6 separate regions of the Homo sapiens genome follow, and all the other regions are linked to region 3. A link is an interaction called in ENCODE POLR2A ChIA-PET data of the cell type or tissue named here. Cell type or tissue: MCF 10A. All regions are shown on one strand.

Region 1 (4,000 bases), 66 kb before region 3:
CCTCAAAGGACAGGATAGCTTGACTACTGAAGTGCAAAGGGGAGGAGCATGACCTTGTGAGTTGAAAGCTGCTTTGTCTCCACAACTCAAAATATTTATCATTCCCTGCACATGGGCTGACAAACATCCGGTCTATTCTTTCCTTTTATTTACTCTGGTCATGTGGCAGAGACCCAGGTTGTTCTCAAAATCTGAGACTAGTTATAGAAGGCTTTGTGGTCTCAAGAGGTTCAAGTTGGACACTGTCTCCAGAAATTAGGAGTATCTGTTCTCTTCAAGGTATTGGGCCTCTCAAGATAGAAGGAAGGACAGAATGCAAATAAGAAAACCTTTGGACTAAATTTCCCTGAAGCCAGAAAGTGTCACTCTCTCTATGCTTCTCTTAAAATGTGTGTGTTGGGAGAGGCTGTAAGTTTTGTATTACTAGTTTAATTCTACCATTTCTACAAATTTGCCTTGCTTCCAGAAAATTCTGACTTCCAAAGCAGAAAAATTAGAGGGGCTCTTTGGATTATTTATTTGGTTTTATAAAATTATTCCAATAGATATTTCCCAGTACTTTTAAATGTTTAATTATATAACCATTATTTAAAAAGTAAATGTATAGTTTTTGTCTCAGAAATTGATTTTATTACAAGGAAAGCCAGGTTTTGTCTAAAATATTTAAGCAATTTTTTTTTTCTTTTTTTGAGACAGAGTCTTGCTCTGTCGCCCAGGCTAGAGTGCAGTGGTGCTATCTTGGCTCACTGCAACCACTGCCTCCTGGGTTCAAGTGATTCTCCTGCTTTAGCCTCCTGAGTAGCTGGAATTACAGGTGCCCGCCACCATGCCCGGCTACTTTTTATATTTTTAGTAGAGACACAGTTTCACCATCTTGGCCAGGCTGGTCTCAAACTCCTGACCTTGTGATCCACCTGCCTCAGCCTCCCAAAGTGCTGGGATTACAGGCGTGAGTCACCGTGCCTGGCCTTAAGTAATTTCTTACAGCTTTTCAATGAAATCCCATTTGTCATAGTCTGAGAAAATGATAGAACGTTTGTAAAGTGTTTACCTGAAACGGGCTACTTGGTAGGAACTTGATAAATGATTGCTATTACCATTCTCCTGAAGGATAAGTTGTTTTTTTGTTTTTTTGAGACAGAGTTTTGTTTTTGTTGCCCAGGCTGGAATGCAATGGCATGATCTTGGCTCACTGCAACCTCTGCCTCCTGGGTTCAAGCGATTCTCCTGCCTCAGCCTCTCGAGTAGCTGAGATTACAGGTGCCACCACACCCAGCTAATTTTTGTATTTTTAGTAGAGACAGGGTTTCTCCATGTTGGTCAGGCTGGTCTTGAACGCCTGACCTCAGCTGATCCACCCAACTCGGCCTTCCAAAGTGCTGGGATTACAGGCATGAGCCATTGCACCCAGCCTTTTTTTTTTTTTTTTTTTTTTGAGACAGAGTTTCACTCTGTTGCCCAGGCTGGAGTGTAGTGGCACGATCTTGGCTCACTACAACCTCCATCTCTTGGGTTCAAGCGATTCTCCTGCCTCAGCCTCCTGAGTAGCTGGGACTACAGGCACACATCACCAGGCCAGGCTAATTTTTGTATTTTTAGTAGAGATGGGATTTTACCATGTTGGCTAGGCTGGTCTCAAACTCCTGACCTCAAGTGATCCACTCACCTTGGCCTCCCAAAGTGCTGGGATTATGGGCGTGAGCCACCGCGCCTGGCGGAGGGGATACTCTTGTTGCCCCATCCAATTAAATGTGGGATCCTAGTTTTGTTTGCAGGTGGTAGTCTTGCATTTCCAAAAATCATTCGTGTGATCTGCCTCTCATCAAACTTTATGTACAGGTTTGATGGGTTTTGACTGAAAACATTCTCTCCATAATCTTTAACTATAGTCAGTCCTCATTATTCACAGATTCTGTTTGCAAATTTGCCTATTGCTGAAACTTATTTGTAACCTCGAAGTAGTCATAGCACCTTTGTAGTCACTTTTGAACATGCACAGTAACGAGATACTTGAGTCACCCTACGGGAACGTTGCCAGCTGAGGCCAAACAAGACAAGATTCTGCCTTCTTGTTTCAACTCTCGTACTGTAAACGAGTGTCCTTTCCATGGTCTATTTGGTGCCATGATTTTTTTGTTTTTAGAAACAGGATCTCTCTATGTTGACCAGGCTGGACTCAAACTCCTGGGCTCAAGTGACCCTCCTGTCTCAGCCTCCTGAGTAGCTGGGACTATAGGCACATGCCACTGTGCCGAGCCATCACATGTTTTGCTTTCCGTTGGTGATTTTGCTGTTTAAAGTGGCCCCCAAATCTATTGCTGAAGTGCTGTATAGAGTTCCTAAGCACAGAAGGCTGTGAAGTGCCCTACAGAGAAAATACATGTTAGATAAGCTTTATTCAGGCATGAGTTACAGTGCTTTTGGCAGCGAGTTCAGTGCTAATGAATCAACAATAAGTATTTAAAAAGGTGTCTTGAAACAGAAATACACATAAAACAAGATTATATATTCACTGGCTGATGAGAATGTTGTGCCAGAGGTTTGCAGGAACCTAGCCTTGTATTTCCCCTAGGAGCAGGGTTCAGTTTTCACTAATTTACTGTTCATGATCACTTTACAGAACATAAGTACCACAAATAATGAGAATCCACTGTGAGAATGAACTGTACTTGGCAATGAATTTCTTCAGTGGAAGGCTGTTTTGTTTATTTACAAATCAAATTACAACGTGTTCTTCTATAAACCGTGTCTAGGAGAGCAGTCATTTTAAATTAAGAGTATAAACAGACACACAGAAGCTTCAAGTTGGAGACCATGGAAGTTATCAGCTGGCTGTAGGCCCCTCCTCTCCTCTGCAGTTCCTTTTAGACCCTCCTTGACAGGTGGCCATTGTTTTCTGATTGAATGCTTCCAGTGATGTAGCATTCACTTCACCAGGGAAGTCCTGTCCACTGTGGCTCAGTTCCAATATCCAAAACAATCCTTTCTTATGCTGAGCCAATGCCTCTCGTAATAGCCCTCTCAGTGGTTTTAGATCTGAAATCCAGAGCAACCATTCTCTCCTCTGCACACAACAACCCTTTAGCAAATCTCTTCTGCAGGTTAATCAGACCCAATTCTCACATCTTTTTTTCAGAGAACATGATTTCCACACCCTGCCTGAATGTCTCCTAATGAATTACTCTAATTTGCTATGTGTGGTAGCTTTTGTAAATGTGGTGTCTGTATTTGAACACATAAGTTGAGAAATCTTGAGCTGAATAGCATAGGTGTGGTACCCCCTGGGACGTGGACACTGTTTCCTATTCACACATTTTGTTCTATTTTGTTACGTTTTTTTGGCATCTGCTCACACTGCATTTTACCCTTATTGTCACATTACCAGGTTAAGCCAAGTCTCCCAAATCCTGGTCCTTTTCAAATGATTTTTCTGAACAAAGATATTGTACTTTATTGCAGTCAAATGTCATCTTTTTAAAAAGATTCTTTGCAACCTATGGAAATGATTTTGAGTAATCATCCTGTAATCCATCACACTGTATGTTTTATAGCTCCCTTAAGTTTAATAAGTACCTTAACTCAAAACATTGATAAAAATATTACTCAGCCAGGCACGATGGCTTACACCTGTAATCCCAGCACTTTGGGAGGCCGAGGTGGGCGGATCACAAGGTCAGGAGTTCGAGACCAGCCTGGCCAATATGGTGAAACCTCGTCTTTACTAAAAATACAAAAATTAGCCGGGCGTGGTGGTGGGTGCCTGTAGTCCCAGCTACTCGGGAGGATGAGGCATGAGAATGCCTTGAACCCGGGAGGCGGAGGTTGCAGTGAGACAAGATTGTGCCACTATACTCCAGCCTGGGCGACAGAGTGAGACTCCGCCTGGAAAAAAAAAAAAAAAAAAAAAAAAAAAAAAAAAATATATATATATATATATATATATATATATATATATATATTACACAAGACTAAAGAGGGGAAAATCTGTATTGCTTTTCTA
Region 2 (4,000 bases), 83 kb before region 3:
TGGAAAGTGTATCACATAACGAGAAATTAATACAAAGTATATAAACTTTTATTACATAACGCGACAAATGTATTTAGAGCCTCTACTGTGTGCAAGGCCTCCAGGGAGTGAAGACATGAAAAAGAAATGGTACCAGTCTCCAGGGAACTAGTTTCTAGTTTCCTAAGAATGGTAATTAGAATATAAATCAGAAAAGGCTATGTCATAGATACATACACAGTTCTCTGAGGGTCTAGGGTTGCCGACATCGGCAAAGGCTTTAGGTAGGACATAGTGTCTGAAGTGTGACTTGAACGATATGTAGGTCAAAGGACCTGTGGAGATGCAGTGGGAGGATGGGCCAGGTAGAAGAATCCGGCACAGAGCTTGGAGAACAGCTTGGAGCACATTTGAGGATAAGTGAATAATCCATTCTTACTGAGATCTGGGTTTATATAGCTTTAGGACATTTGAAGTATCTTTGTATAGGAAAAAGTCTAGGAGAAAATTCGAGGCAACTAAGTATTTATTTATCTATTATTTTTTGGAGACTGGGTCTCGCTCTGTCACCCAGGCTGGAGTGCAGTGGCTTGATCACAGTTCACTGCAGCCTCGACATCCCAGGCTCCAGTGATCCTCCCACCTCAGACTCCTGAGTAGCTGGGGCTATAAGCGCACACCACCACGCTTGGCTCGTTGTTTGTATTTTTTGTAGAGACAGGGTTTTGCCATGTTGCACAGGCTGGTCTTGAACTCCTGGTCTCAAGTGATCTGCCTATCTCAGCCTCCCAAAGTGGTGGGCTTACAGGCATGAGCCACCGCACCCGGCTGTCCCTCATTTATCTATCTATCTATCTATCTATCTATATATATATATATTTTTTTTTTTTTTGAGACAGAGTCTCGCACTCTAGCCCAGGCTGGAGTGCAGTGGTGCGATCTCGGCTCACTGCAAGCTCTGCCTCCCAGGTTCACACCATTCTCCTGCCTCAGCCTCCCGGGTAGCTGGAACTACAGGTGCACGCCACCACATCTGGCTAATTTTTTGCATTTTTTTTAGTAGAGACGGGGTTTCACCATGTTAGCCAGGATGGTCTCGATCTTCTGACCTTGCGATCCACCCACCTCGGCCTCCCAAAGAGCTGGGATTACAAGCGTGAGCCACCACGCACAGCCAAGCCGTCCCCCATTTTAGATGCCAATCACAAGTCCCAGGTTCTGACCTGTACTTCTGACCCATCAGCTATAAAGTGGGGTTTCCATGACTCTCTCCTTGGGTTCAATTAGTTTGCTAGAGTGGCTCAAAGACTCAGGGAAATGCTTTTTACTTATGTTTACCAATTTATCGCCTAAAGAATATCACAAAGGATACGGATGGATGAACAGTCGGATGGAGGAGATGCATAGGGCAAGGTATGGAAGAAGGGGTGTAGGACTTCCATGCCGCCTCTGGGAGCACCTCCCTCCAGGAACCTCCACGTGTTCACTTATCTGGAAGCTCTCCAAATCCTGTCCCTTTGGGTTTTTATGGGGGCTTCATTATGTAGGCATGACTGATGAGATCATCAGTCTTTGCTGGTCAGCTCAACCTTCAACCTCTCTCCCCTCCCTGGAGGTCTATGGTTGGTGGGGGGGTAAAATTTCTAACCCTCCAATCACATAGTTGGTTCCCCTGGCAACCAGCTCCCATTCTGAGGCTATTCAGGAGTGTACCAAAAGTTACCTCATTAGAAAAAGATGCACCAATCAGAGGAATTTCCAAGGATCTTTAGGAGCTCTGTATCATATGCACCTGTCACTCAGGAAATTACACAAGTCTTGGGAGCTCTGAGTCAGGAACCAAGGTCAAAGACCAAATATTAGAACAAAAGATCCTCCTAGCACCACTATTGCTCAGGAAATTAGAAGGGTTTTTAGGAGCGCTACATCAGGAACTGCAAATGAAGATCAAAATATATACCTTACGATGTCACAGACAGACCCAGGAGATTGTTTACAAATGGAAGGATTGATTAAATAAGTCATCATGTTAAGGATAGCAGGAATCAAGTTTCTCACTGGCAGAAATGGAGTTACATATGTGGAAAGTGAAAAAACTAGAAGAATTATTTGGTGTTGGATTAGAAAGGTATTAGTGTAAATTCATAATTTTAAATATAGATAGATGGATGTAGAAATAAATATAGATGTAAATGTGTGTATATGTAAAAGTTTATATATATAAATGCTCACATATATGTACACACATACATATATTTCATATATTCCCTAGCTCTGTCCACAAAAAGGGCCTGAGAACAGTGACACCTAATAGCAATGCGTACACATAATGCCCAGATCTTGGTTTCTCTTTTCTTTCTTTTCTTTTTTCTTTCTTTTTTTTTTTTTTTGACATGAGGTCTCACTATGTTGCTCAGGCTAGTCTCAAACTCCTGGACTGAAGAATCCTCTGCCTCTCTTTCCCAAGTAGCTGGGATTACCGGAACACACCACCATGCCCAGCTTAGCTCTCGGTTTCTTTTTATTTATTTATTTATTTATACTTTTTTTGAGACAGAGTTTTGCTCTTGTCACCCAGGCTGGAGTGCAATGGCACGATCTTGGCTCACTGAAACCTCCACCTCCTGGGTTCAAGCGATTCTCCTGCCTCAGCCTCCCGAATAGCTGGGATTACAGGCATTCGCCAACATGCCTGGCTAATTTTGTATTTTTAGTAGAGACGGGGTTTCTCTATGTTGGTCAGGCTGGTCTCGAACTCCCAGCCTCAGGTGATCTGCCCACCTCACCCTCCTAAAGTGCTGGGATTACAGGTGTGAGCCACCGCGCCTGGCCAGCTCTTGGTTTCTAAATACCATTCTCCACCAAAAGGAACCAGGGCCCCTTGGAGAATGGCTGATTCCCGGGCTGAGGCAGATGCTGGGCATGGTGGCTCATACCAGAGGCTGAGACAGAGGATTGCTTGAACCCAGGAATTTCAGACTAGATTACAGGCCATTTATTTTTATAGAATGTCTTTTAATTTAGGTTCGTCTGAGGTTTCATCATGATTATCACTGTGGTAAGCAATGATCGTGCCACTGTACTCCAGCCTGGGCAACAGAGCAAGACCCAGTATCTAAAAAAAAGATTTTTTTTAAAACTGGAAGTTTGATGAGGAATGGAATATTTACATAGCTTCAAGGTATTCCTCACAAAATACTTAAGTACAAAGAGAAAAAGAGTAACTTTACAGTGGAAAAGTCTGGAAGACACCATGTTATTCAAGTGATCAAAATCAGCCACATCAGTGATGGGACAAATTGACATCATGCTATTGGAAGAACACAGCGTTGATTCTCTGATTGTTCTGCCAAAGGTGCATGAATCTAATCATGATAAAACCTCAGACAAGCCTACATGGAAAGACATTCTATAAAAATAAATGGCCTGTAATCTAGAAAAGTATCAAAGTCATAGAAGTAAAAGAGTCTAAGGAACCATTCAAGATTGAAGAAGACGGAAGACCTATAATAACTAAATACAACCATCATTTCTGAACATTGCTGATTGTGATGATTGTGCTGGAGGAATATGCTTATTAGCAAGAAATACTAAAGTATTTGGGCATGATGGGGCATTTTCACAGTTTAAGCTTTGCAAGAAGTCTCTGAGTCAGAGTTTAGTGTCCAGGATGTTTGCTAGGGAGTGTCTTTGGGATCGACACCTGTGCCAGGGCAGAGGAGGAAGCAGGCTTAGACAGAAGGAAAAGTAAACTGTATGTAAGGAAGGCCCAGCAGCCTCAGCTGACCTCATGAGGAGCTCTGGAGCTACAGCGACCCTTGGGCATTGTCCCAAACCAGCCTGAAAGGGCTAGACTTCCAAATTATACCTTGATCAGCTGCTGGATGCAGACTGTTCCCAAAAGGGCATGAGCTTGGGTGAGGTTGCTTTCTGCAGCTGTAGGAGTTGATGACTGATTGCTGTCTGCTGACAGTACTCCAAGTAGAAGGGACAAGAAGTCCTTCCATAAAGGGAAGCTCAG
Region 3 (4,000 bases):
GGCAGGCGGATCACCTGAGGTCAGGAATTTGAGACCAGCCTGGAGAACATGGCAAACCCGTCTTTACTAAAAAATATAAAAATTAGCCGGGCATGGTGGTGGGTGCCTGTAATTCCAGCTACTCAGCAGGCTGAGGCAGGAGAATTGTGTGAACCTGGGAGGTGAAGGTTGCAGTGAGCCAAGATCTTGCCACTGCATTCCAGCCTGGGCAACTACAGTGAAATTCTGTCTCCAAAAGAAAAAAAAAAAAGAAAAAAAAAGAAAAAGAAATAAAAGCTCATTGTTGAGAAACTAGAAAATGCAGGTAAGGAAGTGGGAAAAATTCCCCAGAATCCCATTACCTGGGTATGATCACTGTTAATTACTATTAATATTTTGGGTCTTTCCTCTTCCCCTCCACTCCTTCCAAGCTAATTGCTTTATTTTTTCATATACAAAAGGTAAAAATCATTCAAAGATGCATAAAATAATTTCCTCTTTTCCCTCCCTCTATATTCTCTCCCCTCCAAATATCCCTATCTCCACAGGTAACCAACGTTAATAGTTTATTATACATTTATCCAGAATTTTTCAAATGTATATACAAACATATATGTACTTATAATTGGGTTATTCTGCTTACTGTTCTGCAACTTTCTTTTCTCACAATACATTTCAAGCATCTTTCTATGTTGGTAGTAATTGACTTTGTTGTTTCTAATGCCTGTAGAGTATGTAATTATGAGGATGCATCATCATTTGTAGAACCAATTTCCTATGAGCGGACATTGTTTACTATCACAAGCAACACTGTAATAAACATTCTTTGTGTGTCTTTGAGCCATTTCTGAGGATATGCTTTTAGAAGCAGAAACTCTGGAACAGAGTTGGTTTATGCTGAACATTTCAGTGGATCTCCCACAGGCTTTTAGCCTGTCTGCCCCAGTGCAGCAGATGGGTTATTGTCAGCTGGTGCTTCTGACCCAGGCTGTGTCACACCCGTCGGAAATGTTGTGCATTTCACTCCTGGATACCAAATTGTCCTCTAAATGGCTGGACCAATTTATATCCACAGTCTGTTTCTCCACCCAAGTACCCACTTTTCCCCACTCTGGCCAGTGCTGCATATTATCAGGGAGTTCATATTTTAAATATATATATATATTTTTTATATATACATATATTTATATTATATATATATTTTTATATATACATATATTTATATTATATATATATATTTATATATGTATTTTCCCCCCAGATGGAGTCTCACTCTATCGCCCAGGCTGGAGTGCAGTGGCGCGATCTTGACTCACTGCAAGCGATTCTCCTGCCTCAGCCTCCCGAGTAGCTGGGACTGCAGGCACACACCACCACGCCTGGCTAATTTTTGTAGTTTTAGTAGAGACACGGTTTCACCATGTTAGTTGGCCAGGCTGGTCTCGAACTCCTGACCTCGTGATCTGCCCACCTCGGCCTCCCAAAGTGCTGGGATTACAGGCTGAACCACCGCACCCGGCCTCATAATGATTCTAAAGAACCCTCTCTAAATATGTCACACAGGTTGCAAAAGTCCATGATAAATATTTTTTCTTGTGTCTTTCACAAAGTTTTTTTTGTTTGTTTCAATGTAGCTCAATCTGTTAATATTGTCTTTTATATAGCCATACTTGGGATGGCCTTCCCCATACCAAAATTATTGAACTAGTCTTCTATATTTAATGTTGTAGATTTATATCTGTAATCCACTTCAGATTATTTATTTTTGAGACAGAGGCTGGCTCTGTCACCCAGGCTGGAGTACAGTGCCACGATCTCAGCTCATGGCAACCTCTGCCTCCCGGGTTCAAGTGATTCTTCTGCCTCAGCCTTCCAAGTAGCTGGGATTACAGGCATGTGCCACCATACCTGGTTAATTTTTGTATTCGTGGTAGAGATGCGGTTTCACCATGTTGGCCAGCCTAGTCTCAAACTCCTGGCCTCAAGTGATCCACCCACCTTGGCCTCCCAAAGTGCTAGGATTACAGGCATGAGCCACTGTGCCTGGCCCACCTCAAATGTATTTAGCAGCTTAATTTTGATATAATGCATATACCATACAATTTGCCCTTAAAGTATACAGTGACATGCTTTTTACTATATTAACAAGATTGTGCAACCATCACCACACTCTGATCTCAGAAAACTTTCATATCCCCTAAAAGAAACCCTGTCCCCACTAGCAGTCACTCCTCAATCTATCCCCTGGATCCAGTGGTCCTGGGTCCCTGACTCTGGTGTCTCTCTGGACTTTGGAGTCCGCTTGCCCTGCCACGCCTGCCCATCTTCCCTGCCCCTCCCTGCTTTCGTGTTCTTCTCAGACCTTGGACTTGGCTTTTTAATGTATATTACAGTGTCCACCCCTCCCCTCTACCCTTGGGAACAGCGAGTCCTGGATGCTGCTTTCTTTCAGATCCAGGGCACCAACTATACTAATCAGCAACTTGTCAGCCTCTAATACATGTTTCTGCTTATCCCTGAACAACTCATCCTGACTCATCCCACAACTGCTCACGATTCAGTCTGAACATGTCTCACTCAGCCATGACACCCAGGAGACAGGGCCTTCAAGCTTGATTCTGTATTCCCCTTCCCCTGATACGATCACATGTAATAGATGCATGTGAAGCTATGGGAAGAAATGAGGTGGTTGAGAACAAGAGTGAATGGTGAGAAGGAACCAGGACTGACCCCTGTAGGACACTAACAGTCAGAGGCCAGAGACAGGAGGCACAGTCAGCAAGGGAAGCCAAGAAGAAGTGATGAAAGAAGTAGACAGAAAATCAGGAGAACAGGACTCAGAAGTCAAGAGACAAAAGTGCTTCAGCCTGGAGGGGGAGGCCAGCAGGATCAAATGCTGCTGAGAGAATTCACATATGAAGCTGACTAAAAGATACACAATGGACTTGGCAACAGAAAGATCATTGGTGACTTTAGCAAACTTCCGTGTCCATGATCAGGTAACTCCACTATTTAACATCCTTTAAGACTCCCCAGTGCCTTTCAGATAGAGTATCCTTCGTTCTGGCATCATCTTTTTTTTTTCTTTTTTTTTTTGAGACAGAGTCTTGCTCTGTCACCCAGGCTGGAGTGCAGTGGCGCCGTCTCAGCTCACTGCCAGCTCCGCCTCCCGGGTTCACGCCATTCTCCTGCCTCAGACTCCTGAGTAGCTGGGACTATAGGCACCTGCCATCACGCCCGGCTAATTTTTTCCATTTTTAGTAGAGACAGGGTTTCACCATGTTAGCCAGGATGGTCTCCATCTCCTGACCTTGTGATCCACCCACCTCGGCCTCCCAAAGTGCTGAGATTACAGGTGTGAGCCACCGCGCCTGACCCGGCATCATCTCTTATCACTTCCACACACTCACCCCAGGCTCCAGACATACTGAGCTACTTGCATGGATAGATGGCCCATTCTCTCTTGCTACCGTAGTGTCCCCTCTGCATGGAACCCTTTCCTCTCTGAAAACTCTCAAATGTCCTTCCTGATTAGCTCAAGTGCCATGTCCTCCAGGAAGCCCTCCCTGACCTCTCAGATTGGGTTGGGTGGTTCTCTTCTCTCTCCCCATAGCACCTTGTGTTGGTACAAGGTACATTTTCCCTTGGGGGTATGTCTTATCCAGCTTTGTTTCGCAGTCCTCTGGCCAGGGCCTGTCCCCCGGTTTTCCCAGGCACGCAGTGAAGCAAGCCTTGTTAGTGGAGGTGGGGGATGCATCCAGCTTCCCTCAGACCAGAAAACTTGCAAGCCAAACTGGCTGTGAGCCACGGACTCCTCTTTGGGTTCACATAGGTCAGGTTTGCTAAGAGACCTGGGCCAGGAGTGCAATTCCTGGCAATTTAGTCCTTGGGGTCATTAGGTTGCAAAATCCCCAGTGTCATCAGGTTGATTGCTTTTCCCAGCACTATCTATGTCTCCCCACACAACCGGCCTTGGCATCTCTCCACCTCTATCTGCTCTCCTGCCCCAGGTCCCTTCCCT
Region 4 (4,000 bases), 67 kb after region 3:
ATAAGAACATTCTCCTGTCTATCTACCACATCCTTATCACATTTGAGAAAATCAACAAAACCTCCATAACACCATTTAATAAGCCAGCCATATTCAATCTTCCCTGATTGTCGCCAGGATCCAGGGACCAACCAAGGCTCACATATTGCATTCATTTGTTATGTCTTTTTAAGATCTTTTAACCTAGAACAGACACTACCTACTGTTTGTTGTTCATGACAGGAAATCTTAGATTGGCTGTTTATAGAATGTCGCATATGGTGGATTTGTCAGATGGTTTCTTAATGGTTAAAGTACTGTAGAACATTTTGCCAATAAGAGTATCAAGGTGCTACTGTGTACTTCTTTCTTATTGCTTCATGTCACAAGGCTTGTAATGTCTCTTCCAAGATTGGTAAAGCCAACTTTGATTACTTGGTTAAGGTGGACCACTAGATATCTCCAGGGTAAAGGTAATTTGTTTGTAATCAGTAATAATCTGTGGTGTGATATTTTGAGACCATAAAAATATCATTTTCTCCAACCACCTTTCATACAAAGGCTTTACATGATTATCCTTGCTTGAATCAGATATTACTTTAGGGGTGCAAAAGGGTGATTTATTTTGATAATGTCTTCCGTATTTATTAGCTGGTGTTTTTCTGTAATGAAAAATCCTCCTTCCCAGTATCACTGTACACCCATAAATTTGTTTTTTTTTCTTAATTGTATCATGATCCATTATTATCATTACTACATTTGATGCTCAAATTACCCCAAATTTGGGGCCTCTTCAAGCCAGCTGTGTTTTTTTTTTTAATATATGTATGACCCCTATTGGTCCTTGAACGTTCCTTTACTTTCTAGAACAAGAAAATATCCTAGCCTCACTTTATTCTTTTCCTCCCAAAGACCTAACCTCAGCCTTACCCTAAGGTGCCCTGCTTTCTTTTTGTAGGGAACAATATTTAAAATGGGGTCACTTTTTTCTGAGGCACTGGGAAAGCCAAGGGTCCCTTCTGCTTTTCCAGCTGCTTGGGAGGTACACAGGTGTATTCTTGGGTAGTTTCTTATCAGTAATTAGCTTTGGCAAACTTGTTTATACAATGTGCGGAGGAGGCTGGGCACGGTGGCTCACATCTGTAATCCTAGCACTTTGGGAGGCCCAGGCAGGCCAATCACCTGAGGTCAGGAGTTCAAGACCAGCCTGGCCAACATGGAGAAACCCCATCTCTACTAAAAATACAAAAATTAGCTGGGCAAGGTGGCAGGTGCCTGTAATCCCAGCTACTTGGGAGGCTGAGGCAGGAGAATTGCTTGAACCTGGGAGGTGGAGGTTGCAGTGAGTTGAGACCACACCACCGCACTCCAGCCTGGGCAACAGAGTGAGATTCTTTGACTAAAAAAAAGAGAAAAAAAAAAAACAGAATGTGTAGAGAATGATTTGCACTTAGGCTATGGTAAGGGGACAAGCATGCTGTGGACTATGGTCCTCCCTGACCCCTGAGCTGGGATACATCCTCCCCATCCTGAGTAATTTCTCTGTTGAGATACTTATTACTTAGGGTTATTCGCATTGCTATGAGAAGCAGGAAGGTTTTGCAGGGTGATGCATCCAGTGTCGAATCTCTGCTTTAGTACCTAACTAATGTTGTGATCTTGGTTACGTATTCATCTTTGAATTCCAGTATGACACCTGGCCCAGTGCCTTGCACACATGAGATCATAGTAAGTGTACAATACCTGAATGAAAGCTTCTTGGGGATATGGCTCCTAAATAAGAAATACTTGTATATATAACCAATTGACACATTTTTGGGGGAAAGGGGATTGTGGCAATACCATTTGGGTTTTAGCTTTCAAGTTTGGAAACAACTGAGAGGGAGACCCAGGAGCCAGGTAAATTGAGATAAAAAATATCCCCATTATTACCTACAATGACTTTTAGAGAATGTGGCATCGGTGTGGGTCTATTACAGATAACAGAGTCACAGGGATGTCACACAGTCATGGTTGGGAAACATTATGTCAGACTTACCACTAGAAACTCAAATGAATCACAGCTGCTCTTAGCAGTTTTGGGAAAGGTCTGGGAAGGGGAGATGGTACTTTTACCTGCGATAAGGAGTCAGTATTAGTTTCGTCTTTGACGCTCTCTCATCCACTAGACCGCCACATTTTGAAAAATGCCTTCACAAATGTTCATGCCTTGAACTTCCTCTGTTTGGCCCTCGTAACAGCCAGTGAGGCAGCCAGGAAAGGTGCTAGCACCTCCCACATGCCAGGGTGGGGAAACAGAGATGACAAAGATCAGGGCGCCAGCCATCCCTCCACTCTGAATTCTGTTCTGCACCACGCTGAGTCACCAGAAAGCTATCTATCCGGGCCTGGTAAGGCTGCTCTCTTCCTTCCGTCCCGCTACCCCCATGGGAATTCTTCCGCTGCATTCCATTTAGTGAGGGTAAAATTAAGAAACAGCCACAGCATCATTTCCTAAACTACTGTTGAAGACATTGTTCACTGTTATCATATTCACTACACATTGCAGAAGGGCCTACCCAATATATTCTTTCTGTAATTTAGAACTGCATATCTAATATTTCAATATTGGATATTGACAGATTATGTAACACATCCAGCTCTATGCATCTGCTAAAATTCATGTCCAACTAGAAACATATTACCCTAGGATATAAAAAAATGTGGAGAACTTACGATTCCTACTGAGTAGTGAAGAACTGACACTGCAGCAGAGGTCTGGCTTTTGCCCTCAGCTACTTGGAAGTGATCTCTGGGCCCCTGGAATGTCCTGCCTGGTAAGAGTGGCTTGGTTTGCTTGGGGGCTCTGGCCACCAGTTTAATAATGTGATTTATGATGGGGGCTTTTGGATGCATCATATCAGGTCTGATCTCCAGAGGAACTTGAGACTAAAGGTATCTGCCCGAACTTCTAGAGACTGAAGACTTTATAAAGGTAAACCACACAGGCAGTGTGTGGTCAAGCCCCCAATAAAACCTCTGGACACCTAAGGCTCAGAGGAGCTTCCCCAGCTGGCAATACTCTGCATGTATTACCATACACCGTGGCCAAGAGGAAACAACGCCGTCAGTGACCACACCAGGGAGACGATGACTCGCAGCTCCATGTCTGGATGCCTCCTGGCTTCTGCCCCAGGGGTCTCCTCCTTTGGTTGGTTCTAATTTGTACCCTTACACTGTAATAAAACTGTGGTAGTAAGTACAGCACTTTCATGAGTTTGGCGAGTTGTTTTAGTGAATTCCTGGGGTTGTGGGGACCCTCAAATTTGCAGCCAGTATCTGAAGCAAGGGGCAGTCTTGGAACTGTGCCTTCTAACTGGAGTTGGCTAAACTCCTTTGCACCAACCTTATAATTGTGGCCTATTTCTCTCTTGCTTGCTTTCTCTAATAGATGTGTTACACATGTAGTACAAATATATATATATTTACATATATATCTTTTATTATAGCACCTCTTATCCTTTTAGGAAGTAGATGGTAATAAATTTTATATAAATACTGGCATCCATCTATAAAGTGGAGACACAATCCACTTTTGAGCTATTTTAAAAATTAAAAAATATGGGCCGGGTGCAGTGGCTCACACCTGCAATCTCAACACTTTGGGAGGCTGAGGCAGGCAGATCACTTGATGTCAGGAGTTCGAGACCACCCTGGCCAACATGGTAAAACCCCATCTCTGCAAAAAAAAAAATACAAAAATTAGCCAGACGTGGTGGTGCACGCCTGTAGTCCCAGCTACTTGGGAGGCTGAGGCAGAAGAATTGCTTGAACCCAGGGAGCGGAGGTTGCAGAGAGCCGAGATCATGCCACTGCACTCCAGCCTGGGTGACAGAGCCAGACTCCATCTCAAAAAATAAAAAGAGTGAAATACATGTATGTGAACATGGGCTCCAAAGGGACAAGTGGTCTTGGCCACTGGAAGGAGAGTGAGACTATGTCCCCAAAGCAGCCACCCTAAGGGAAGGGACACTGGAGAAGA
Region 5 (4,000 bases), 94 kb before region 3:
CGACTCTCCTGCCTCAGCCTCCCCAGTAGCTGGGACTACAGGCGCATACCACCACGCCCAGCTAAATTTTATATTTTTTAGTAGAGATGGGGTTTCACCATGTTGGCCAGGTTAGCCTTGAACTCCTGACCTCAGGTGGTCCGCCCACCTCAGCCTCCCAGAGTGTTGGGATTACAGGCATGAGCCACCGCACCCAGCCACAAAAGCTATTTCAACGTAGAGCTGATTACCTCATGGAAGCATTTGCAGGGTATCCAGAAAAAGACAGAAAACATACTTCCCATAATTAAATGTAAGCTGTTTTCTAAAATGATAGCAAACCCCTTTCCTGAACCTCTTTCCTCCACCACCATTAATCTAACTTGCTTTTTATAAGATTCAAGTGTCATCTCCAAAGCACTAGTATATAAATTACTCCCTATACAAATGAGAGTTTGGACATGCAAATATAAGCTTGGAAAAGGTTCCAATATGCTTCCTATGAAAATTCAGACTTATCGGCCGGGTGCGGTGGCTCATGCCTGTAATCCCAGCACTTTGGGAGGCCGAGGCCAGCGGAACATGAGGTCAGGAGATCAAGACCATCCTGGCTAACACGGTGAAACCCCGTCTCTACTAAAAATACAAAAAATTAGCCGCGTGTGGTGGCGGGCGCCTGTAGTCCCAGCTACTCCGGAGGCTGAGGCAGGAGAATGGCATGAATGGGAGGCCGAAGCTTGCAGTGAGCCGAGATCGTGCCACTGCAGTCCAGCCTGGGTGACAGAGCGAGACTCCGTCTCAAAAAAAAAAAAGAAAAAGAAAAAAAAGAAAATTCAGACTTATGTGAAGAAAAAAAGAACAGAATAAAGGTAATGAGTCAGAAATTATTTCTTAGGACAGAAGCAAAGTTTGTCCTTTTGGAACCTTTTAAATATAGGGTTGGGTTTAGGAACCCGCTTCCTGGAATAGATAGACTTTAGACTCCTTCCTGAAGCTTGAGGGTTACCAGAGAGCTATGTCCTAAAAAGACCTTTGCAGCAGGCAGGATGAGGTCAGCGTACTCAACACCAGAGCAGGAACAACTACTGGAGGAAAGAATCAGAAGGAACAAAGAAAGGAGGATGGGGTACGGAGGGTGCTGTGGGTGTTAGTGGAGGAAGCTGAATAAGAAAAACGATATGCAGAAAAGATATCAAAGAAACTGAAAATGAGAAGTATAAGGAAGGAAAGAAAGGACGGAAAAAAATAGATTAAGAATACAAAGGGAAAGGAGTGACAGAAGGGGATGGAAAAATAATTTTTTAAGGCACATAATAAAATAGTACTGAGGTGGGGAAATATTGAAACAAAAATGTGAAAACATCCCAACAGCACAAACACAGAGACAGAGAGAAACATCAGGAAATGTAGACTTCCCTGCCAACCAAAATTTTACAAATAGAAAGGAACCACTAAAACAGATCCGGCTCAAACACAAAGCAAAACTGAAAATTTCACTTTACAGCAAAACTGCTCTGATTAGATCTTTCACTGGATTTCCTTATCCAACTGGCTGATTTAGAATCGTGTGAGAACACAGCATAACTGCAGAGATACTATCTCGTCGGCGGGTGGGGACTGCTGGCACGCAGGCTGCATCTGGCCCTCAGTATATTTCATCTCACCCACAGAGGACTACCAAGAGGAGATAATGCTGAATTTCATGCTTGCAATGGCAAAAAAGCATTGCAGTATTAACATCCTTAACAGTAATATGGCAAAAGGCCACAAGATGGTGATGGTATACCCTAAAGAGATCTCAATCATATGTAAAATGAGGTACACACACATACACACTCACACATACACTATACACTTACTAATTTTTCTTTAGAAAGAAAATGTCCTGTGTTGGTGGTGGTGAAGGAGGTCTTAGATAAGAGGAGACTTGAAGAATACTGCCTTTAGATAGCAATCAAAACACTTCTTATGATAAAATGAGGCAGTGTTTTTTCGTGTTTTTCCCAAGTAAAAAAAAATAAAAAAGGTATTTTTCAGACTAGAAAACACTAAGAAAATATTTTTCAACTATAGGCACTCTGATTTGTATGCATCTGCTGATAAAGTAATCATTTATATAAAGTAACTGTTACCTTTTAAGGAAATTTTTAAATTTTTTCTTGGGCTCCATAAGATGAAATTTCCCTAAAGAATCCAGTGAAGATTTTACTTCCTTGACTGCAGTTTATTTCCTTACTCAATGAGGAAATGACAGGCAGGATTAATTCCTTTCTTTAAATGGGTGTGACATTTTAGGTTAATCATGATTCATAGTGATGTATGGATAAGTTTAACTTTCAGATGTGCAAACACACATGTACACACTTTTTATCTGCTACTTAACACAAAATCAAAATTTGGGTAGGAAAATGGGTTAGAATCCTGGGCCTAAAATGTCAGAAAGAAGTAACTAATAGGAAAACAGCCAAAAAATATCCCAGGGTCATAAATTTCTATTTGCAAAAACAATATTAACCTTTAGAATTTTTTTTTAGGTTGGGCGTGGTGCCTCATGCCTGTAATCCCAGCACTTTGGGAGGCCAAGGTGGGCAGATCACCTGAGGTCGGGAGTTCGAGACCAGCCTGACCAACATGGAGAAACCCCGTATGTACTAAAAATACAAAATTAGCTGGAAGTGGTGGCCTGTAATCCCAGCTACTCAGAGGCTGAGGCAGGAGAATCACTTGGACCCAGGAGGCGGAGGATGCAGTGAGCAGAGATCACGCCATTGCACTCCAGCCTGGGCAACAACAGCGAAACTCCGTCTCAAAACAAGCAAACAAAAAACGACAACAACAAAAAAAAACAGGACAACAGGGCTGATGTGGTGGCTCTTGCTTGGAATCCCAGCACTTTGGGAGGCCTAGGTGGGTGGATTGCTTGAGCCCAGCAGTTGGAGACCAGCCTGGGCAACATACCAAGACACTGTCTCTATAAAAAAATTTAAAAATTAGCTGGCATGGCACATGCCTGTAGTCCCAGCTACTTTGGAGGTTGAGGTGGGAGGATCACTTGAGCCTGGGAGGTTGAGGATGCAGTGAGCCATGATCATGCCACTGCACTCCAGCCTAGGTGACAGAGCAAGATTTTAATAATAATTATTACTAAAATAATAATAAGACAGCCTTTTGAAAGGGCAATTTGGTATTATCTATCTAAACTGTAAATGGCTATACTCTTTGATTAAATATTTCCATGTCTAAGTTCAAGGCTGCAGTGAACTATGATTATGCCACTTCACTCTAGTCTGGGTGAAAGAGCAAGATACTGTCTCATTAAAAAAAAAAAATCCAGTCTAGAAATTGATGTTAAGAAAGTAATTTGACAGATGTGCAAATAGATGAAAAAAAATCACCAAAACTTTGTTTATAATAGCCAGAAATTGGAACCCATCAAAACACCCATCAATAGAGAATTGTTCAAATAAATTATAATGATGCAGTTACACAGTGGAATACTAAGTAGCAAATAAAAAGGATTAGGTTGATGAATGTGTATTGAAGAAAGGAGCATCATATATTGTTGAATCACTAAAGCCAGTTAGGAAACTGGATGTTTTCTATGTTTTCAGAAACAAATTTTTTTTCTGAGATGGAGTTTCGCTCTGTCGCCCAGGCTGGAGTACAGTGACACAATCTCGGCTCACTGCAAGCTCCGCCTTCCGGGTTCACGCCATTCTCCTGCCTCAGCCGCCCGAGTAGCTGGGACTACAGGCGCCTGCCAACACGCCGGCTAATTTTTTTTTTTTTTTTTTTTTTTTTTTTTGTATTTTTAGTACAGACAGGGTTTCACCGTGTTAGCCAGGATGGTCTTGATCTCCTGACCTCGTGATCCGCCCGCCTCAGCCTCCCAAAGTGCTGGGATTACAGGCATGAGCCACCGTGCCCGGCCAGAAACAAATATTTAAATATGCAGTAAATGTCTAGGAGGATGTGTACAGTGATGCGCTAGTAAAAGCTTAACAACCAGTTCTCCGGGGGG
Region 6 (4,000 bases), 110 kb before region 3:
AAAAATACAAAAATTAGCAGGGTGTGGTGGCAGGCGCCTGTAATCCCAGCTATTCGGGAGGATAAGGGAGGAGAATCACTTGAACCCAGGAGGCAAAGGCAGGAGAATCGCTTGAACCTAGCACTTTGAGAGGCCGAGGCAGGTGGATCACCTGAGGTCAGGAGTTTGGAACCAGCCTGGCCAACATGACAAAACCTCATCTCTACTTAAAATACAAAAATTAGTAGGGTATGGTGGCAGGTGCCTGTAATCACAGCTACTCGGGAGGTTAAGGCAGGAGAATTGCTTGAACCCGGAGGCGGAGGTTGCAGTGAGCCAAGATTGTACCACTGCACTGCAGCCTGGGAGACAGACTGAGACTCCGTTAAAAAAAAAAAAAAAAAAAAAAAAGATGTTCAGCATCATTAGCCTTTGGGAAAGTGTAAACTGAAACCACAATGAGACACCACTTGATAACATCAAGGATGGCTACTTTAGAAACAAATAAAAACTTAAAATAACTGTTGGCAAAGATGTGGGGAAAGGGAACCCTGGTGCATTGCTGGTGGTAATGTAAAATGGCTCAACCACTATGGAAAACAGTTTGGCTGCTCCTCAAAATATTAAAGAATTACCATATGACTCTGCACTCCTACATAATACCCTCCTCCCAAAATTAAAAACAGGCACCCAAACATGTACATGAATTTATTTATTTTTTTGGAGACAGAGTCTCACTTTATCACCCAGGTTGAAGTGAAGTGATGCAATCTCAGCTCACTGCCAACCTCTGTCTCCTGGGTTCAAGTGATTCTCATGCCTCAGCCTTCTGAGTACCTGGGACTACAGGCACGCACGACCACACCTGGCTAACAGTTTGTATTTTTAGTAGAGACAGGGTTTCACCATGTTGCCCAGGCTGGTCTTCAACTCCTGAGCTCAGGCAAATCCGCCTGCCGGAACCAGGAATGTTTACAGTAGCACTATTCAAACAACCCAATGTCCATCAACAGATAAATGGATTAACAAATTTAGGGTGTGCACATTCAATGGAATATTATTAAATCATTAAAAATGAATAAAGTACTGATATGTGCTACAATGCCTTGAAGACATTATGCTAAGTAAAAGAAACCAGACACAAAAGACCACAATGCATGATTCAATTTATATGAAATTCCCAGAACAGATAAGTACAGAAACAATAGCAGACAGGGGTTGGAGGAAGGAGCATATGAGGAGTAAGTGCTTTATGAACAGTGTTTTATTTGGGGGTGATGAAAATAACAACTAGATATATGTTGTCTACAAGAGACTCACTTTACTTGGAGCCTAGAGGGTTGCAAGAATTCTGAACTTGGTCTTGGGTTCTCACTTCAAATAGCTCCTATTCATATTTCAAGTGCCCGTAGTCTCAACTACTTGGAGGCTGAGGCAGAAGGATGGCTTGAGCCCAGAAGTTCAAGGCCAACCTGAGCAACACAGTGAGACCCTGTCTCTAAAAAAGTAAACTTTAAAAAAACACCCACAATCCTGTGCCAGAAATAACTTCCAAGCAGCATGCACATACACTAATTCATTCATTTCATCAACAAATCCTTCATTCCTCCTCTCTGTACACAGACCCCATGCACTCCCCAATCTAACATCACAGACTCCGGAAATTCTGGAGTTTCTGCACAAGCTCTTAGAGAACACATTCTCTCCTATGTGAAACATCTATCTGTAACCCCATCCCATTATCCGTCCCAGACTCGTCATCCAGACATCTCAAGCTCCCTATCACACCATGCTCTGGTTTCATTCAAGACGGCATTCTGAGGCCCTCTGTAAATTCGCCCACCCCATCCCATATTCCTGCATTCATTTCCATTCATTCAAAAACAGCCCTTACTCTACGCTGGCCTGTGCAAGGCAAGGCGGAACAGGACTCCAACGTTCCTACCCGCGCTGCGCAGGCTCGCCTGCACTTCCACCCATGCCCCGCGCCCCTTTCGCTCCACAAGCTCCCAGGAACCGTCTGCTCCACCGACACCCAGAGCCTCGAGGCGCAGACTGTCTGACTCTCCATCCTGCCCGCCGGAGGAGGATGGCACCTCCGGGAGTGCAGGGGGCGCTGAGGCAGGAGTGGAGGAAACGCCACCTCTTGCCCGCGGCGCTGGAGCCTCCACGGTTGTCCGGCTCCCACAGCGGAAGGCCTGCCACGCACCCATCCTCCGAAGACCAGCGAACCCACCTTTACGCTCAGCTTCGCTGTCGGCGTCGCTCCCGAAGAGATCCTCCATATCCGCCATTATCGCTCACGTCCGCTGCTGCCTCGGTTAGGGGCAGCTCCCGGCCTCTCTTTACGGCACGGAACCACTGAAACACGACAGTGTCGCAAAGATTCGCCGAAGACACTCCTTTCCTTACGTGACCTAGTTTTCGCTCGCCCAGTGAACCTGTTCTCGCCTGGGTATGCATGGTATATAAGCCCGGCCATTTCGTCAATATCTGTTATTTGCCAGGATTCTTACCAGGGGGCGGGGGGGTCCTGCGTTCGGTTGCGGGTGTGGATGGGGTGGGCGGTGACTGGCGCTCTCTGGGGAAGGGCCTCTGGCTGGATTAAACCTATCGCGAGTCAGGATTGAAGCCCTTTGTTTCTTACTGAGCAGCTGTTCTCCAGTTATTTCATCCCAAACCCCTTTACCCTCTTAAAAATTGTTGAGACGGAGTCTCGCTCAGTCGCCCAGGCTGGAGTGCAGTGGCGCGATCTCGGCTCACAGCAACCTCCACTGTCCGGGTTCAAGCAATTCTAATTCCTCAGCCTCCCGAGTAGCTGGGACGACAGGCGCCCGCCACCACACCCGGCTAATTTTTTGTATTTTAGTAGACACGGGGTTTCACCGTGTTGCCCAGGCTGGTCGCAAACTCAGGAGCTCAGGCAATCCGCCCGCCTCGGCCTCCCAAAGTGCTGGGATTACAGGTACGGGTATTGATATTTACTGTATTCTTACTAATACGGTAATAAATTTTTAAGTTACTAATTCATTTAAAAATAATATACATGTTAACAAACAGCTTTTTTAAGCTTTAAATGACCATTTTTTTGGCCGGGCGCGGTCGCTCACGCCTGTAATCCCAGCACTTTGGGAGGCCGAGGCGGGTGGATCACGAGGTCAGGAGATCGAGACCATCCTGGCTAACACGGTGAAACCCCGTCTCTACTAAAATAAAAAAAATTAGCCGGGCGTGGTTGTGGGCGCCTGTCGTCCCAGCTACTAGGGAGGATGAGGCAGGAGAATGGCGTGAACCCAGGAGGCGGAGCTTGCAGTGAGCCGAGATCGCGCCACTGCACTCCAGCCTGGGCACGAGACTCCATCTCAAAAAAATAATAATAATAAAATAAAATAATTAAAAATAAAAACATTAGCCAGGCATGATGGCATGCATTTGTAGCCCTAGCTACTCAGGAAACTGAGAATGGAGGATCACTTGAGCCCAGGAGTTGGAGGCTGCAGTGAGCTATGATCACGCCACTTCACTCTAGCCTGAGTGACAGAGTAAGGCTCTGTTTCTTAGAAGAAAAAGTGAGAAAAGAGTACATCCTGTGTTACATTACCTAATTAGGCCATTATGAGAGTTTTGGTCTTGGACAAGCAACAATGAATATTTAGTTTGGAGATTATATGATATATATTTTTGTAGTAAACTTCAGTGCTTAACAGGGTCCAAATGGGTGGGACTGGGTATGTAATCATCAATCCTAGAGCTTTTGTGTATGAAGCGGATGTTGCAAGAGAAGATACATAGATAACCTGAAAACTATCTGGAATACTGGAAAAACAAGTATTCCATTTGACAGTGATTCAGTTTCATTTTCATTTAGAGTACTGTCCCTGAAAAGTACTTTGATTAAATTTATTTTCTTTTGATACAGTGTCTCTGTTGCCTAGGCTGGAGCGCAGTGGCGCCATCATAGCTCACTGCAGCCTCAAACTCCTGGCCTCAAGAGGTCCTCCTGCCTCGGCCTCCTAACACG

What was found. Peaks named below come from ENCODE experiments on the same cell type or tissue, not always from the same donor. Only the 100,000 strongest peaks of a DNase experiment are listed, where the experiment ranks them.
Region 1: POLR2A ChIA-PET joins it to region 3 with 14 read pairs; 17 of 35 experiments call an interaction of 5 or more read pairs at or near these places.
Region 2: POLR2A ChIA-PET joins it to region 3 with 21 read pairs; 11 of 35 experiments call an interaction of 5 or more read pairs at or near these places.
Region 4: POLR2A ChIA-PET joins it to region 3 with 12 read pairs; 8 of 35 experiments call an interaction of 5 or more read pairs at or near these places.
Region 5: POLR2A ChIA-PET joins it to region 3 with 31 read pairs; 17 of 35 experiments call an interaction of 5 or more read pairs at or near these places.
Region 6: POLR2A ChIA-PET joins it to region 3 with 62 read pairs; 16 of 35 experiments call an interaction of 5 or more read pairs at or near these places.

Annotation. Positions count from the first base shown.
Region 1 is chr15:52,009,102-52,013,101 of GRCh38, forward strand. MAPK6-DT (MAPK6 divergent transcript) reads right to left here. Exons shown (of 2, transcript NR_156732.1): 2 at 1,898-2,365. It also overlaps a transcript of MAPK6 not described here. Among named protein-coding and RNA genes, the nearest start is that of MAPK6-DT, 8.0 kb to the right of the region's middle. RefSeq lists silencers at 1,931-2,225, 2,691-2,985. In MCF 10A, no CTCF peak of the experiment used is centred here; a DNase peak (open chromatin) is centred at 2,030.
Region 2 is chr15:51,991,449-51,995,448 of GRCh38, forward strand. It overlaps a transcript of MAPK6 not described here. Among named protein-coding and RNA genes, the nearest start is that of LEO1, 22 kb to the left of the region's middle. In MCF 10A, no CTCF peak of the experiment used is centred here; DNase peaks (open chromatin) are centred at 1,783 and 3,683.
Region 3 is chr15:52,074,636-52,078,635 of GRCh38, forward strand. The region is part of intron 1 of LOC112268150 (a long non-coding RNA gene); the gene reads right to left. Among named protein-coding and RNA genes, the nearest start is that of BCL2L10, 36 kb to the right of the region's middle. RefSeq lists an enhancer at 2,527-2,606. In MCF 10A, no CTCF peak of the experiment used is centred here; DNase peaks (open chromatin) are centred at 2,486 and 3,806.
Region 4 is chr15:52,141,776-52,145,775 of GRCh38, forward strand. All of the region lies in intron 6 of GNB5 (G protein subunit beta 5), which reads right to left. Among named protein-coding and RNA genes, the nearest start is that of BCL2L10, 31 kb to the left of the region's middle. RefSeq lists an enhancer at 1,846-2,015. In MCF 10A, no CTCF peak of the experiment used is centred here; a DNase peak (open chromatin) is centred at 2,326.
Region 5 is chr15:51,980,693-51,984,692 of GRCh38, forward strand. It overlaps a transcript of MAPK6 not described here. Among named protein-coding and RNA genes, the nearest start is that of LEO1, 11 kb to the left of the region's middle. In MCF 10A, a CTCF peak has its summit at 1,758 (motif pointing right); a DNase peak (open chromatin) is centred at 1,739.
Region 6 is chr15:51,969,473-51,973,472 of GRCh38, forward strand. It overlaps LEO1 (LEO1 component of Paf1/RNA polymerase II complex), which reads right to left and starts at 2,306. Exons shown (of 12, transcript NM_138792.4): 1 at 2,216-2,306. The coding sequence starts at 2,273. It also overlaps a transcript of MAPK6 not described here. RefSeq lists enhancers at 1,423-1,999, 1,823-2,352, 2,000-2,575. In MCF 10A, a CTCF peak has its summit at 2,118; a DNase peak (open chromatin) is centred at 2,359.